Regions from separate parts of the Homo sapiens genome. Here region 1 is linked to region 2. The links are chromatin contacts, found by Hi-C or POLR2A ChIA-PET in ENCODE. All regions are on one chromosome and are shown on one strand. Each heading gives the region's core, a stretch centred on a gene start or an enhancer-like site at or near the end of the contact. The rest is flanking DNA. Distances are from core to core; before and after follow the strand shown.

The links. Hi-C counts contacts between places; a loop is a spot of excess contacts on that map. ChIA-PET counts read pairs that join two places held with the same protein, here RNA polymerase II (POLR2A).
Region 1: a loop to region 2 is called in a map with no recorded cell type, with 5 times the contacts of the local background. The contact joins the promoter of RFFL here to the promoter of UTP6 in region 2. A Hi-C loop is called at or near these places in 1 of 37 single-sample maps with no recorded cell type. POLR2A ChIA-PET finds 5 or more read pairs at or near these places in 1 of 52 experiments (GM12878).

Annotation. Positions count from the first base shown.
Region 1 is chr17:35,059,664-35,066,716 of GRCh38, reverse strand. It overlaps RFFL (ring finger and FYVE like domain containing E3 ubiquitin protein ligase), which reads left to right and starts at 3,010. Exons shown (of 7, transcript NM_001017368.2): 1 at 3,010-3,141. The region is part of intron 5 of RAD51L3-RFFL (RAD51L3-RFFL readthrough); the gene reads left to right. RefSeq lists enhancers at 2,829-2,928, 2,378-3,173, 2,260-3,459 and a silencer at 3,169-3,238.
Region 2 is chr17:31,897,484-31,904,707 of GRCh38, reverse strand. UTP6 (UTP6 small subunit processome component) reads left to right here and starts at 3,000. Exons shown (of 19, transcript NM_018428.3): 1 at 3,000-3,172; 2 at 4,978-5,062. The coding sequence starts at 3,081. RefSeq lists enhancers at 3,006-3,055, 2,741-3,332, 3,376-3,525.

The DNA of each region.
Region 1 (7,053 bases), core at 1,761-4,260, 3.2 Mb before region 2:
AAAACAAGAAATGTGCAGTATCATTTAGGATGCTGGGGGTAGGGAAGTAGATAAAAGGGAGATGTTGAGAGGAAAGAGTGTGAAGAGAGAGTAAAGCAGTTTGTAAGTGATACAAACTTTAAAATTTTAACTGAATTTTAAACTACCAAGTCATATTTGAATATATGCTTGTTGTAAAAAAATTCATGATTTTTGGGGGGTAATTTGGATAAAGCTAAACATAGCTATTTGATCTTTATTCCCATTACAGTGCTCTCCCTGCTGTGTGCATCCTCCCAGATCTTCTGTATGTATTTGGTAATTTTCTGTGGATTTGGAAGACTACAGAATCCTGAGAAATGGATATTTTAATTTCTCTTTTGAAACCTGCTTATTGTTTATAATGTCAAGATCTATTGCAGAAAAGAAAGTAAATCTGGGATGTCAATGACATCACATATGTCTGTTCAAATGAAACAATGGGCACATACACATATGCACACTCATTAAATATCTGTTGAGACCACCCTATTAAAAAAAGCATAAATAGTTTTGGGTGTTAAGTTACTTGAGTTTTAAAATAACGTATTTTCTGTTTTTGTTGTTTTTTGTTTTGAGATGGAGTCTCCTTCTGTCGCCTGGGCTGGATTGCAGTGGCGCAATCTCGGCTCTGCAACCTCTGTCTCCTGGGTTCAAGTGATTCTCCTGCCCCAGCCTCTAGAGTAGCTGGGGTTAGAGGTGTATGCCACCATGCCTGGCTAATTTTAAAATAATGTATTGAAAGAACTTAGTCAGAAAGCCACAGTTATTATTTCTCCCATAGCCTCATATTCTCATAATTTTCATGTAACCTCATAAATCCTCAAGTGCCTGAAACCACTAGTTCAAACGAGTACCTTTTTAAGCTCTAAAATGTAATCCTCAACCTTTCCACTTTAAAAGGAAGAACTAGGATGGAGTGTGGCTATAATTTGGGGCAGTTGGTTAAAACTGTATCAGAGTCCCAAAGAGGGGAATGATAAGCTGCAGCAGCTCTGTTCACTTGCTCAATGGTGTTTCTCTTAGTCAACTTAGGAGTTCCATGCCTTTGGCCTTCAGGCTGCTCTTTATATAGTTCGTATCTGTCTCCTGGGCATAGTACTGTCTGGATTTTCTCTTTCTTTTTTTTTTTTTTTTTTTGAGACGAAGTTTTGCTCTGTTGTTGCCCAGGCTGGAGTGCAATGGCACAATCTTGGCTGACTGCAACCTCTGCCTCCCGGGTTCAAGCGATTCTCCTGCCTCAGCCTCCCGAGTAGCTGGGATTACAGGCATGTGCCACCACACCTGGCTAATTTTGTATTTTTAGTAGAGATGGGGGTTTCTCCATGTTGGTTAGGCTAGTCTTGAACTCCCGACCTCAGGTGATCCGCCCACCTCGGCCTTCCAAAGTGCTGCAATTATAGGCGTGAACCGCTGTGCCCGGCCCTCTTATTTAAAGTTCGCAAATACAGAACAGGTCAGGAGCTTTTCTAATCATTTTTTTTTTTTCTGAAGGAGGTTCCATATTTGTCTGTACCTTGAGAGTTGTTTCATACTAGAATTTGTAACTTATCATCAACTACAGAAATTTTTTTTAAAGTGTGGTTGAAGAGATAATGGTTGTCAGCTGCTATAAAGATGTGTTTATCATTCAGAAAGGACTAATTAACATGTACTATAGGGAAACTTCTTTAAACAAAGCCATTTTCTGAAAGGAAAACACTGAAGGGGAGGAAATAAAACAGGGAACATTTTATAATACCTTATCAAAGCTCAGCGTGGCTATCCTACTGGAATAATGTAATTAAGGAGAATTAAGTGAGTTGGATAAATAACTTTTTAAAACTAGCCCCTTGAATAGAAAATTAAGTAGTATAGTTTTTAAACTCAAATTCTGTCTGCACGTACATTTTAATTAACCTAACATTATTGAATGACAAGCTGAGTTGGCAGCTACATCCAGAGTTCATGCCATGTGAGACCTACCTTAAAGGATGAACGAAGCTGGGTGCAGAGGCCTCAAATGCCCTGCTAAGAAATAGCTGATGGCCTTGGGGAACTGTCATACATTTTAAGCAGGAAACAGAAGGATCTAATAGGAACTTTAGTTTCTCTCTTGTCAAATTAAAGCACACAAAAAGCAAGGACTTGATCTTTTTTTTTTTTTTTTGTATAACACCAATGTCAATTCTAGCCTGTCAGGGCAAATTCAGTAATTAATAGCTGTTGATGAGCCAGTCATTCTAGATTGATTTTTTAAATAAGCAGGCTAATAAATGAGAATTGACATAAATTTAGGGATGTCTCTTTTCAGAGCAAGTGTTAAGGTGATTTTCATAGTCTTCTGTATTCCCTATGCATCCAGTAGGTGTGATGGTAAATGATTTGGCTTTAGCATAGAGAATGTGGCAGCTGATTAAAAAAAAAAAATTCCAGTGCATCTATCTTAATGAGAGAACTTGAGTTGTCTGAAGAAATAGAGAGGTCAGAGGAGGCCTAGTGGGAAAAAAGAACAATGAGCCTGGTTAGAACTGACAAAAATTCACCCTAATGATTTGACTGGCTAATGATGACTGGGCAAGTTCCCTGAGTCCACTGACCCAGATGTTCTAATTTGTAAATGCAAAGTGACTTATTTATCAGCCTCCTGGGGAAATCTTCAGAGCTGTGAACCTGCTATGTTCAGTAATCTTGCTGGCCCCAGCCCCAGCCTGTTCTCAGATGAAATTTTAGAAACTGGCCACTGGAACTTTTTGGGTAAGGGCTCTGGAGGTGGCCAAGTTACCAGTAGTGGGGGAATGAGGTTTACCTGCCCCCAGTAATCAGCACTTGATTTAAAACAATCAGTGAGCTGCCTCTTCTTTCCTAGGTTGCAGTTGACTGCGGTTGGTTCAGGCTGAGTTGTTTGGGAAGTACAAATTTTGCCCAGCGTGAGTCAGCACTGCCCTGGGTAAACTCCCTGCTGTGTTGCAATCTTGCTTACCAAAGATACATCCCCAGGCGGCACCATTCACTTCACATGAAAGCCGCTGCTCTTGGTTCCTGAGATGATCTCATCTGAACATGGCTCCAGCGACCTCAGCCACAGGAACTAGAGACAGCTTGCTTTCTGTCGTGGCAATGTTTTGAAACTGGCAAAATCAGGTAACCTCAAACTGTTTTCTTAAGTTTCATTAGCTAGATGAAGCTGCATTAGAAACTGGGAAAATCCTGTCTTCAGAAGTGAGTCAGGTTTTTTTTTTTTTTTTTTTTTTTTTTTTTTTTGAGACGGAGTTTCACTCTTGTTGCCCAAGCTGGAGTGCAATGGTGTGATCTCGGCTCACTGCAACCTTCACCTCCCGGGTTCAAGTGATTCTCCTGCCTCAGCCTCCCAAGTAGCTGGGATTATAGATGTGCGCCACCATGCCCGGCTAATTTTGTATTTTTAGTAGAGACAGGGTTTTGCTGTGTTGGTCAGTCTGGTTTCGAACTCCCAAGCTCAGGTGATCCACCCTCCTCAGCCTCCCAAAGTGCTGGAATTATAGGCATGAGCCACGGCCCCCGGCCAGAAGTTTTCTTTCATTTGAGTTCTGGATGTGGAGTTAGGTCCAATTAAATCACTGATTATATAAATCTTAGAAAAGTAAAACGTTAGGTTTACAGCTTTATCCGTCATTTGCTCTTGTATTTTGTTTTTTTGTGTGTATCTTGTGAGAAACACTTTAGTCAAACTAAGCCATTGTTAAAGGAAAAGAAGTGAAGGCATTTGGTTGCCTTCCTAATAACTAAATATTGAGTTGTGGAGAACACTGTCTTATCAGTGAGTTTGTTCCCATATTCCTTTCTGAATTAATAGGAAGAACCTCCCTCATCTCTAATTCTACTAGGCTACTACTCTATCTCCCTCCTGCTTTTCATCGCCAAACTTTTGAGTCCTTCACCTAATCAGACTATGATATCTCTAGGTAGTCGTCACCCTCCAAATTACGTTTCTGCTCCTTATAATTCCAACAAATTGCCCACGTTCTCTTTCACCTCAGACCTTAGCATATGTAAGCGTTCTTTTACACACCTTCCCCAAGCTTAATCTGGCCAACTGGTTTCAGCCTAGAAGTCACCTCTTCCATGAAGCCTCTTCTTACTTACCAGGGTTGAGTACTCAGGAGAACCTGGTATTTACTCCAATCATAGTATGTATTGAGAATCAGGGTCTGCTTTGCTAGAATTGTATCCATGGTACGTTGCACATAGTAGGTTCTCAGTAAGGGTAGAATGAGCAAGAGCCTGTACTGTACTTTCTCAACTCTGATCCTCTCATCAACTCTTTTTTTTTTCTTCTGAGAGGAATCTTGCTCTGTCACCCAGGCTGCAGTGCAGTGGTGTGATCTTAGCTCACTGCAACCTCTGCCTTCCTGGTTCAAGCGATTCTCCTGCCTTAGCCTCCTGAGTTGCTGGGACTACAGGTACGTGCCACCACGCCCAGCTAATTTTTGTATTTTTAGTAGAGACAGTGTTTCACCATGTTGGCGAGGATGGTCTCGATCTCTTGACCTCATGGTCCACCTGCCTTGGCCTCCCAAAGTGCTGGGTTTACAGGTGTGAGCCACCGCGCCCGGCCTTGTTCATTCTTTTTATGCTCACATCTTTAAATGTGCTAAACCCTGTTGATTTTGTTGGAGTACTGTTTGATGTGTGGCTTTTCTTCATTCCCACTGTCATTGCCTTAATTTACCAGAGGTCAAAACTGGACGTTTAAAGTCAGGCTGGGCACGGTGGCTCACGCCTGTAATCCCAGCACTTTGGGAGGCCGAGGTGGGCAGATCACCTGAGGTCAGGAGTTTGAGACCAGCCTGGCTAACATGGTGAAACCCCATCTCTACTAAAAACAAAAAATTAGCTGGGCGTGGTGGCACGTGCCTATAATCCCAGTTACTCAGGATGCTGAAGCAGGAGAATCACTTGAACCCAGGAGGTGGAGGTTGCAGTGAGCGAGGATCACACCACTGCACTCCAGCCTGAGCAACAGTGAGACTCCATATCAAAAAAAAAAAAGAGTTTGAGACCATCCTGGCCAACATGGTGAAACCCTGTCTGTATTTAAAAAAAAAAAAAAAGGCACGCCACGCATGGTGGCCAGTGCCTGTGGTACCAGCTACCCAGCAGGCTGAGAAAAGAGAATTGCTTGCACCCAGGAGGTGGAGGTTTCAATGAGCTGAGATTGTGCCACTGAACTCCAGCCTAGGCACAGAAGAAGACTCCATCCCAAAAATCAATCAGTCAGCCTAAGGGCTTAAAATTTTGTGTGTGAATACTTTTAGGCACCATCAGAGAGAAGGCCTGTACTCTTCAAAGATTACGGATACCACCATTTTCTGACATCTTACACACTGAAGACTTAGCATTTTACCTGCATTGCCTCTAGGAATTTGAGTTTGTAACTCCTAGTTCAGACCCTTATCAAATGGCCACTCCTCCATAAGTCTTTCCTTGCTCCTATCTTCTCCATATTGTTGCCCAAGTTATCTTTTTAAAGTCCACATCTAATCTTTTCATTTAAGGTGCCATTTGTTCCCTGTTTTCCACTTAGCTTGACTTCTAAAAGCTTTCACAGTTGGATTCTTTCCTACATGTTGCTGTTAACCATCTCATCTCCCTCTCCCCTGGCCATTTCTCTCCTCTCCAGCTTCACTGAACTTCTCATGTTAACATTCCATGGATATACCATGTCTTTTAGGACTCTGCCTTTTCCCAATGGACTCTCCCTTCTCTAACTGGCAAGATACTCATCCCTCAGGACACTTAGTTCATATATGCATCTTCTCTGACTTCTCTGTCTTTTCTGACAGACAGCACTGTCTGTCTCTTCCACTAGACTGTTGAGTTCTTTGACTGAACTTGGTGTCCCTGGACTAGAGCTTGGCACCATCAGAGAGAGTGGCTGACGTGGATCTCCGGGCTCAAACCGTTATTCTTTGCAATATTAGAAGCTTTTTTGTTAGATGGCATGGTTTTTCATTCCTATTTGATGAACATGAGCCCATGGCTGCTTATTTTGTATGTGTTACCTGCCACCATCAAGTAATCATTCAAAGTTAATTTGAAGATTTAAAGGGTTTGCTGAGATCTAGTCCCGCAATATCACGACATTTTTATGGTGTTTTACAAAATTATTTCCCTCATATGGTTTTATTTGCGTTGGGTAGGCTTTATTTATTATCCCTATTTTACCAGTGATTATAAAGCTAGTCTGATACCAAAGCATATATACATTTAGGTAAGACTCAGAGAGAAAACATGGTTCTTACACTGCATTAAGCAGCTGGTTTGTCTCTTAATATAGTAGTTAAATATACTCTATCAGGTTCCACAGAAATGGTGCCTTTGCTCGATAGGCAAGTGCTAACGGTCTTGCCTTTTACAAGGCCACTTTATCATCAAGGTAGGAGGAGGAGGTACTCTGAACCTGCCTGACCTATGGGAAGGCCCTGGTTGTGGTTAGAGACCTTGATTGAAATTAATGGTGTGCGTACTCCAACCTCTCAGGTTTTTCTTTTATACTTCAAATATCTGGAAGTTGTGAAAACCTGCTGCCCTGGTGGAGTATCAAACCAGGCTGGTGAGTGAAAGCGGTCATCCCAAAATGGAGTAAGCTGAGTGTTAAGGGCAGAAAACCTTTTACAGTTATAGTAAGTAATTAACTTTTTAGATCACTTCACAACTTTTGGAGTGCTAAAATGCCATATTTGGGACTATGAGAAATTCCATTATAAAAAGCTGAACCATTAGAGCTAGGAAATAATCTCTGTTAGATATTGGCATATGGTGTTCAATTTTGGGTCTCTCATACTTGAGAGGATAATTAAAATGATTAAAAGGTTGAAAAACAGGTCTTATCATTATAAGTTTTAAAAAGGGGGGAAAGATTTTAGCCTAGAGAAAGAAAAGCTAAGAGATAACTTCATTATCATCTTCAAATACAAGAATAGTTTTGCCAGGGGGATTTTTATTAATTATTCTTCATGAACTTCAAAGATTTAAGAGGAAATGGTCTTAAATTGAAGGAGGAGCAATTTTGAT
Region 2 (7,224 bases), core at 1,751-4,250:
CACTCCGTCTCAACAACAACAACAACAACAACAACAAGAATATATACATAAACGCTAAATTTTGGCCAGGCGTGGTGGCTCATGCCTGTAATCCCAGCACTTTGGGAGGCCGAGGTGGGCGGATCACCTGAGGTTAGGAGTTCGAGACCAGCTTAGCCAACATAGTGAAACTCCGTCTCTACTAAAAAGACAATAATTAGCTGGTCGTGGTGGTGGGCGCCTGTAATCCCAGCTACTCGGGAGGCTGAGGCAGGAGAATCACTAGAATCTGGGAGGCTGAGGTTGCAGTGAGCCAAGATCACGCCACTACACTCCAGCCTGGGCAACAAGAGCAAAACTCCATCTCAAAAAAAAAAAAGCTAAATTTCAAAATAAGGGAGGATCGCTGGGCGTGCTGGCTTATGCCTGTAATCCCAGAATTTTGAGAAGGGGAAACAAGATGATCACTTGAGGCCAGGAGTTCAAGACCATGGTGACAATACAGTGAGACCCTGTCTCTATTTACAAAAACAAAAACACCATCCTCGGCAACATAGTGAGACCCCTGTCTCTACAAAAAAGAAAAAAGGAAAATTAGCCAGGTGCGGTGGGGCACACATGTAGTCCCAGCTACTTGGGAGGCGGGGGTGGGAGCATTGCTGGAGCTCAGGAGGTTGAGGCTGCAGTGAGCTGTGGTCACACCACTGCACTCCAGCCTGGGTAATATAGTAAGACCCTGTCTCAAAACAAAACAAAAACGTAATTAGGCCGGGCATGGTGGCTCACGCCTGTCATCCCAGCTACTCGGGGGATCGCTTGAACCCAGGAGGTGGAGGTTGCAGTGAGCCGAGAGCGCACCACTGCACTCCCCATTAGGCAACAGAGAGAGGCCACCAGGCCCAGCTAATTTTTTTGTATTTTTAGTGGAGACGGGGTTTCTCCATGTTGGCCACGCTGGTCTTGAATTCCTGACCTCAGGTTATCCGTGGCCTCGGCCTCCCAAAGTGCTGTGATGACAGGTGTGAGCCACAGTGCCTGGCCAGCGAGGCTCGGTCTTAAAAAGAACAACAAAACAAAACAAAACAATATAAAGGAGGAGCGTATTTATAGTTAGTTTGATTTAAAAATTGGGCGGGCGCGTTGGCTCACGCCTGGAGTCCCAGCACTTTGGGATGCTGAGGCGGGTGGATCATGAGGTCAGGAGATTGAGACCATCCTGGCCAACATGATGAAAACCTGTATGTACGAAAAACACAAAAATTAATTGGGTGTGGTGGCACGTGCCTGTAGTCCCAGCTACTCGGGCGGCTGAGGCAGGAGAATCCTTTGAACCAGGGGAGTCGAGGTTGTGGTGAGCCGAGATCGCGCCACTGCACTCCAGCCTGGTGACAGAGCGAGACTCTGTCTCTAAATAAATAAATAAAATAAAATAAAATAAAAATCATGGTTAATTTATGAAGGTCTCTATCAAATTTACTTTGAAATGATTACAGTCTGTCATAACTTGCTGACTTCCTTGTACCTAAAGAAATTTAGCAAGTACCTTTTCTTAGTGTCATGCATTTATTAACTGAGTACTTATTATATGGTAGGCACTGCTATAAGCTGTAGAGTATCTAGCCAGTCAAAAAGGAAAAAATTCCCTGCCCATATGGAGTTTACTATCTAGTGTCATCTCCACTCTTACTGTTAACACAGCCCCAGAGATTTTACTTTTACAAATAAATTCTATCTTTGTCTTACATTCGTGATTTCCTTCCACTTCTGACATGTCTTACAGCTGAAGGATTCAAGAAATGGTGTAGCACAAGCCAACCCTCGTCTCAGTTCTGAGATGAGTGGGTAAAATGTGAAAGGAAAGAAAGAAATGCAAGGCACAGAGGTGGAACATGGTTTTGCTGAGCCCATTCTCCTTTCATAAATCACACACAGGATCCAGGTGCTAATGTGAATGTTGAAATAAGCAGATTTAGCAAGAACTGCTGCTTTGGCTTTTTTATATCCAGAACTAAAAAAGAACTGAACCATGTAGTTATCATTTGAGGTTTACTAACTATACCAGCAATATTGCCTCCAAGCTGTGTTGCCTGGTGTTTCTCTTAGAAATGCTAAGTTGCTTGGGCAATGGTTTAAGGAGGGTGTCTATACCTTAGTGATTTATTTTGGTAATTCTCAAACTTTTCAATACAAAAATCTCCTTTTCTAAAAAGAATTTATAGTGTCTGATATTCACCTAGGGACATATATTTTGAAAGCTATTGCTTACAAAGACAGGATATTGATTTAAATAATAAACAATTCTATTTTATTTATTTATTTATTTAGAGACGGAGTTTCACTCTTGTTGCCCAAGCTGGAGTGCAATGGCGCGATCTCGGCCTCCCAGGTTCAAGCGATTCTCCTGCCTCAGCCTCCCGAGTAGCTGGGATTACAGGCGCGTGCCAGCACGCCCAGTTAATTTTTTTGCATTTTTAGTAGAAACGGGGTTTCATCATGTTAGCCAGGATGGTCTCGAACTCCTGACTTCAGGTGATCTGCCCGCCTCGGCCTCCTAAACTGCTGGGATTACAGGCATGAGCCACCGCGACCGGCTTTCAAAAATGTTTAATTGTACAATATCCTCCTCCTTTGCTTTTTTTTTTGTTGTTGTTCTTGGTGTTGGGAAGTCAGGACGTGGGATGGGAGACAATATTCTGAAGAAAATGCATCTCGTGTCCCTTTCAGGCTTGAGCAGCCCACCTCTCTACACCTGGAGGCGCTTTTCCTGATGGCTGTCCAAGTCTAGCGGCGCGCGCACTTAACCCCTCCCTCCCGTCTAGCCCCGCCCCTCAACTCCTGTCCGCTAGAGTCGTCCTGCCCAAGACCAGGGCGGGTTCTCGCTGCAATCCCACAATCGGCCACAGGGAGGGGACGGTGGCTGTAGAAGCCGAAGGGCCTTCCCCTAAGTAGGAGGTGGCGGAAGCGGAAAAGGCGGGACCTAGGGAGCACGTTACGTCCGGACGCGTCGGTGGTAGGGCTGGGTCTCCGAACCTGAAACCGGGAGCTTCCTGCTCGTGTTCGCTGTTGAGAAGCTACCCGCGGGGTTGTAGACCTCGGACCTCATGGCAGAGATAATTCAGGAACGCATAGAAGATCGGCTCCCGGAATTGGAACAGCTGGAGCGCATTGGACTGTTCAGTCATGCGGAGATTAAGTGAGAGAGGGTTGGGGAGAGGGAAGAGCTGAGGCGGCCTGAGGGGAGGTTGGGAGTGTGTGGCAGGGGCTAGATGTGGGGACGCTCGACCTGTGTTTACTTTTCCTAACGTGGTGGAAGCCCATTTCTCGTTTTCGGTGATGTCCAGAATTAATTTTTCATTCGTTGCAAGGTAATCCGTCCGTCTACTTACCCATCAGACGTTTTGACAGCCCTTCATGGAGCCGGGTCTTAGGGCTGTAAAGGTGATAAACCCAGGATTCCTGCTCATTAGGAGCTAATTGGGCAGAGTGTGGTGGGGGAGACAGACAAATTAAATATTTTGATAACAGTGTACTGTAAGTTGATTGTAGTACCTTGTACTGCTGTAGGGATGGGAACAGAGTGCTGTGAGAGCCCAGGGGGAGTGGATAAATTCCTAACTAGACTTGAAGGTGGGGACCATTGAAATCAGTTTCATATGCTACTCCAGAGCCTAACTACAGCGCCTGGCACATGGTAGACATTCAGTAGCGTGTTAAAATTATGTTTAATAGTTTTTAATGGTTTCTGTGACTGTTGCTTTGTTTTGCAACGTCTGAATGTAGTAATGTGACTCAGAGCTTCAAAGTAAGCATTCGTTAATGAAACACAAAACAAAGCAGTGTGGACGCTTAGAAAGTGCTCAGTTAAGGTTAATGTTACCATTACTAAAGACACCTGTCTTGCACATCTTGCATTAAATTCTCCTAATATATATTTGTCATATGTTCATTCCTTAGCTAAGGACTCTGAATCTTCTCCCGTAAGTCCTTCGTAGTAATAAGTCTTTTAAGGCAGACGCAATTTAGATTTTTAAAAAAATTTACATGTTGAGAACTCAGAAATAAGAGGAATTTCGGAAAGAAATTTATTATTAAAATTTAAGTGACCTGAACTTGGAGTAAAAGAAGTCTTTATTAATACCAGCCAGGCGCTGTGGCTCACGCCTGTAATCCCAGCACTTTGGGAGGCCGAGGTGGGTGGATCACGAGGTCAGGAGTTCGAGACCAGCCTGGCCAATATGGTGAAACCCCGTCTCTACTAAAAATACAAAAATTAGCTGAGCGTGGTGGTGAGCGCCTGTAGTCCCAGCTACTCGGGAGTCTGAGGCAGGAGAATCGCTTGAACTCGGGAGGCCGAGGTTGTAGTGAGCCAAGATCATGCCACTGCACTCCAGCCTGGGCGACAGAGCGAGAAAAAAACAAACAAAAAAAACACCATACATAAATGGTATAAAGTTCTTAATTGTATTTGCTTTGCTGGTGGGAATGTCATTGGTTTTGGGAGTTGATTAAGATGATTTTCCTGAAAGTTTAAAAATGAACCCTTAAGAACACAAAAGTAATTGTGTAAGAGAATACTTTTTTTTTTTGAGATGGAGTCTTGCTCTGTCGCCAGGCCAGAGGGCAGTGGCGCGATCTCGGCTTACTGCAACCTCCGCCTTCCAGGTTCAAGCAATTTTCCTGCCTCAGTCTCCCGAGTAGCTGGGACTACAGGCACGCACCACCACGCCCAGCTAATTTTTGTATTTTTAGTAGAGATGCAGTTTTACCATGTTGACCAGGGTGGTCTCAGTCTCTTGACCTCTTGATCTACCCGCCTCAGCCTCCCAAAGTGCTGGGATTCCAGGCATGAGCCACTGTGTCCGGCCGATAATACTTTCTTATGAAAGATAACTCTAGGAATTTCGTATTTTGAAAAACATGTTTTAAATATATTCAAAATAAACTTAAACGTTTAATTTTTGCAGTTTTCAAGTGAAGTTTAAATGGCTTTCTCCTCAGGGCTATCATTAAGAAGGCTTCCGATCTAGAGTACAAAATCCAGAGAAGAACCCTTTTCAAGGAAGACTTTATCAATTATGTTCAAGTAAGTGTGTAATTAATAATTTCTTTCTTTTTTTCTTTTTTGTTTTTTGGTGAGATGGCATCTCACTCTGTCACCCAGGTTGGAGTGCAGTGGTGTGAATGGTGTGATCTCTGCTCACTGCAACCTCTGCCCTCCAGGCTCAAGCGATTCTCCTACCTCAGCCTCCTGGGTAGCTGGGACCATAGATGCATGCCACCATGCCTGGCTAATTTTTTGGTAGAGACTGGGTTTTGCCACATTGCCCAGGCTGATCTCAAGGGATCCACCCACCTTGGCCTCTCAAAGTGCTGGGCTTACAGGTGTGAACCACAGTGCCCGGCCAATAATTAATAATTTCATTACTTTTTTTTGAGGCAGGGGCTCGCCTTTCACCCAGGCTGAAGTGCAGTGGTGCCATCATGGCTCAGTGTAGCTTCCACCTCCTGAGCTGAAGCCATCCTCCCACCTCAGCCTCTGGAGTAGCTGGGACTACAGGTGTGTGCCAGTATGGCTGGCTAGCTTTTGTGTTTTTTGTAGAGACAGGGTTTCGGCATGTTGCCCACGCCCAAAATGCTGGGATTACAAGTGTTTGTGAGCCACCGGGCCCAGCCTTACTTTTTTTATTTTTGTTTTTGAGACAAGAGTCTTGCTCTGTCACCCAGGCTGGAGTGCAGTGGCGCGATCTTGGCTCACTGCAACCACTGCCTTCCGGGTTCTAGTGATTCTCAAGTCTCATCCTCCTCAGTAACTGGGATTACAGGCGTATGGCACCGCACCCAGCTACTTTTAGTAGAGACTGGGTTTTGCCATGTTGGCTAGGCTGGTCTCGAACTCCTGGCCTCAAGCAATCCACCAGCATCGGCCTCCCAAAGCGAGTGCTATGATTACAGGCATGAGGCATCATGCTCGGTCCTAGCCTTACTTTTTAATCCCTTCACAAATTGATTGATTGGTTGATTAATTGAAATAGAGTCTCTCTGTGTCACCCAGGCTGGAGTGCAGTTGCACAGTCTCTGCTCACGCTCACCGCAACCTCCGCCTCCTGGGTTCAAGTGATTCTCCTGCCTCAGCCTCCCATTCCTTCACAAATTTAAAATCAGTTCTAGAATGATGAGCTTAACATCAAATTTTTTTTTTTTTTGAGATGGAGTTTCACTCTTATTGCCCAGGCTGGAGTGCAGTGGTGCGATCTCGGCTCACTGCAACCTCCGCTTCCTGGGTTCAAGCAGTTATCTGCCTCAGCCTCCTGAGTAGCTGGGATTACAGGTGCCCACAACCACGCCAGGCTAATTTTTGTAGAGACAGCGTTTCACCATCTTGACCAGGCTGGTCTTGAACTCCTGACCTGGTGATCCACCCGCCTCGGCCTCCCAAAGTGCTGGAATTACAGGCATGAGCCACCACGCCCGGCCAACATCAGTTTTTTAAAAAAATTAAAAGAATTCCAGAAACGTTCATTAGATAGATATTTCTGAACAGGAGTAGCATTGGGAGTAGCATTACTCCACTAAGACTGTAGTCCTGGCCAAACTGAACTTACTTTTCCCCTCCTCTTTCTCTCTTGTCGTTTTCTTTCTTTTTTTTTTCTACTGGGTTTGTAGATCAGAGATTGTCAGAGACATAGTGTGTATCAGGACTTCAGCAAGAGATTTGCCTCTTGGTGAGCAAGATAGAGGAGAGTGAATGTGATGAGTGTAGAGAATTGAAAAGTTACTGCTTGTTTATCTATTGTCTGTCCACTTGGAAAGAGGTGTACTGCAAGATTTTTTCATCTTGTAAATGCATGGAAGGTTTGAATAAAGAAAAATTATGTCAGACCAATTTTCCAGTGGGGGAGAATAGCTAATATGTTGGATGACGGAATCAGGATTCAGAAAGAACCAATAACAAGATCACATGTTTATAAGACTAGAAGTTTTGGTTGGGCATGGTGGCTCATGCTGTAATACCAGCACTTTGGGAGGCTGAGGCAGGCAGATCACCTGTGGTCAGGAGTTCGAGACCAGCCTGGCCAACATGGTGAAACCCCCATCTCTACTAAAAATACAAAAATTAGCCGGGTGTGGTGTTGGGTGCCTGTAATCCTAGCTACTCAGGGGCTGAGGCAGGAGAATTGCTTGAACCCAGGAGGTGGAGGTTGCAGTGAGCCAAGATTGTGCCATTGCACTCCCAGCCTGGGAGAC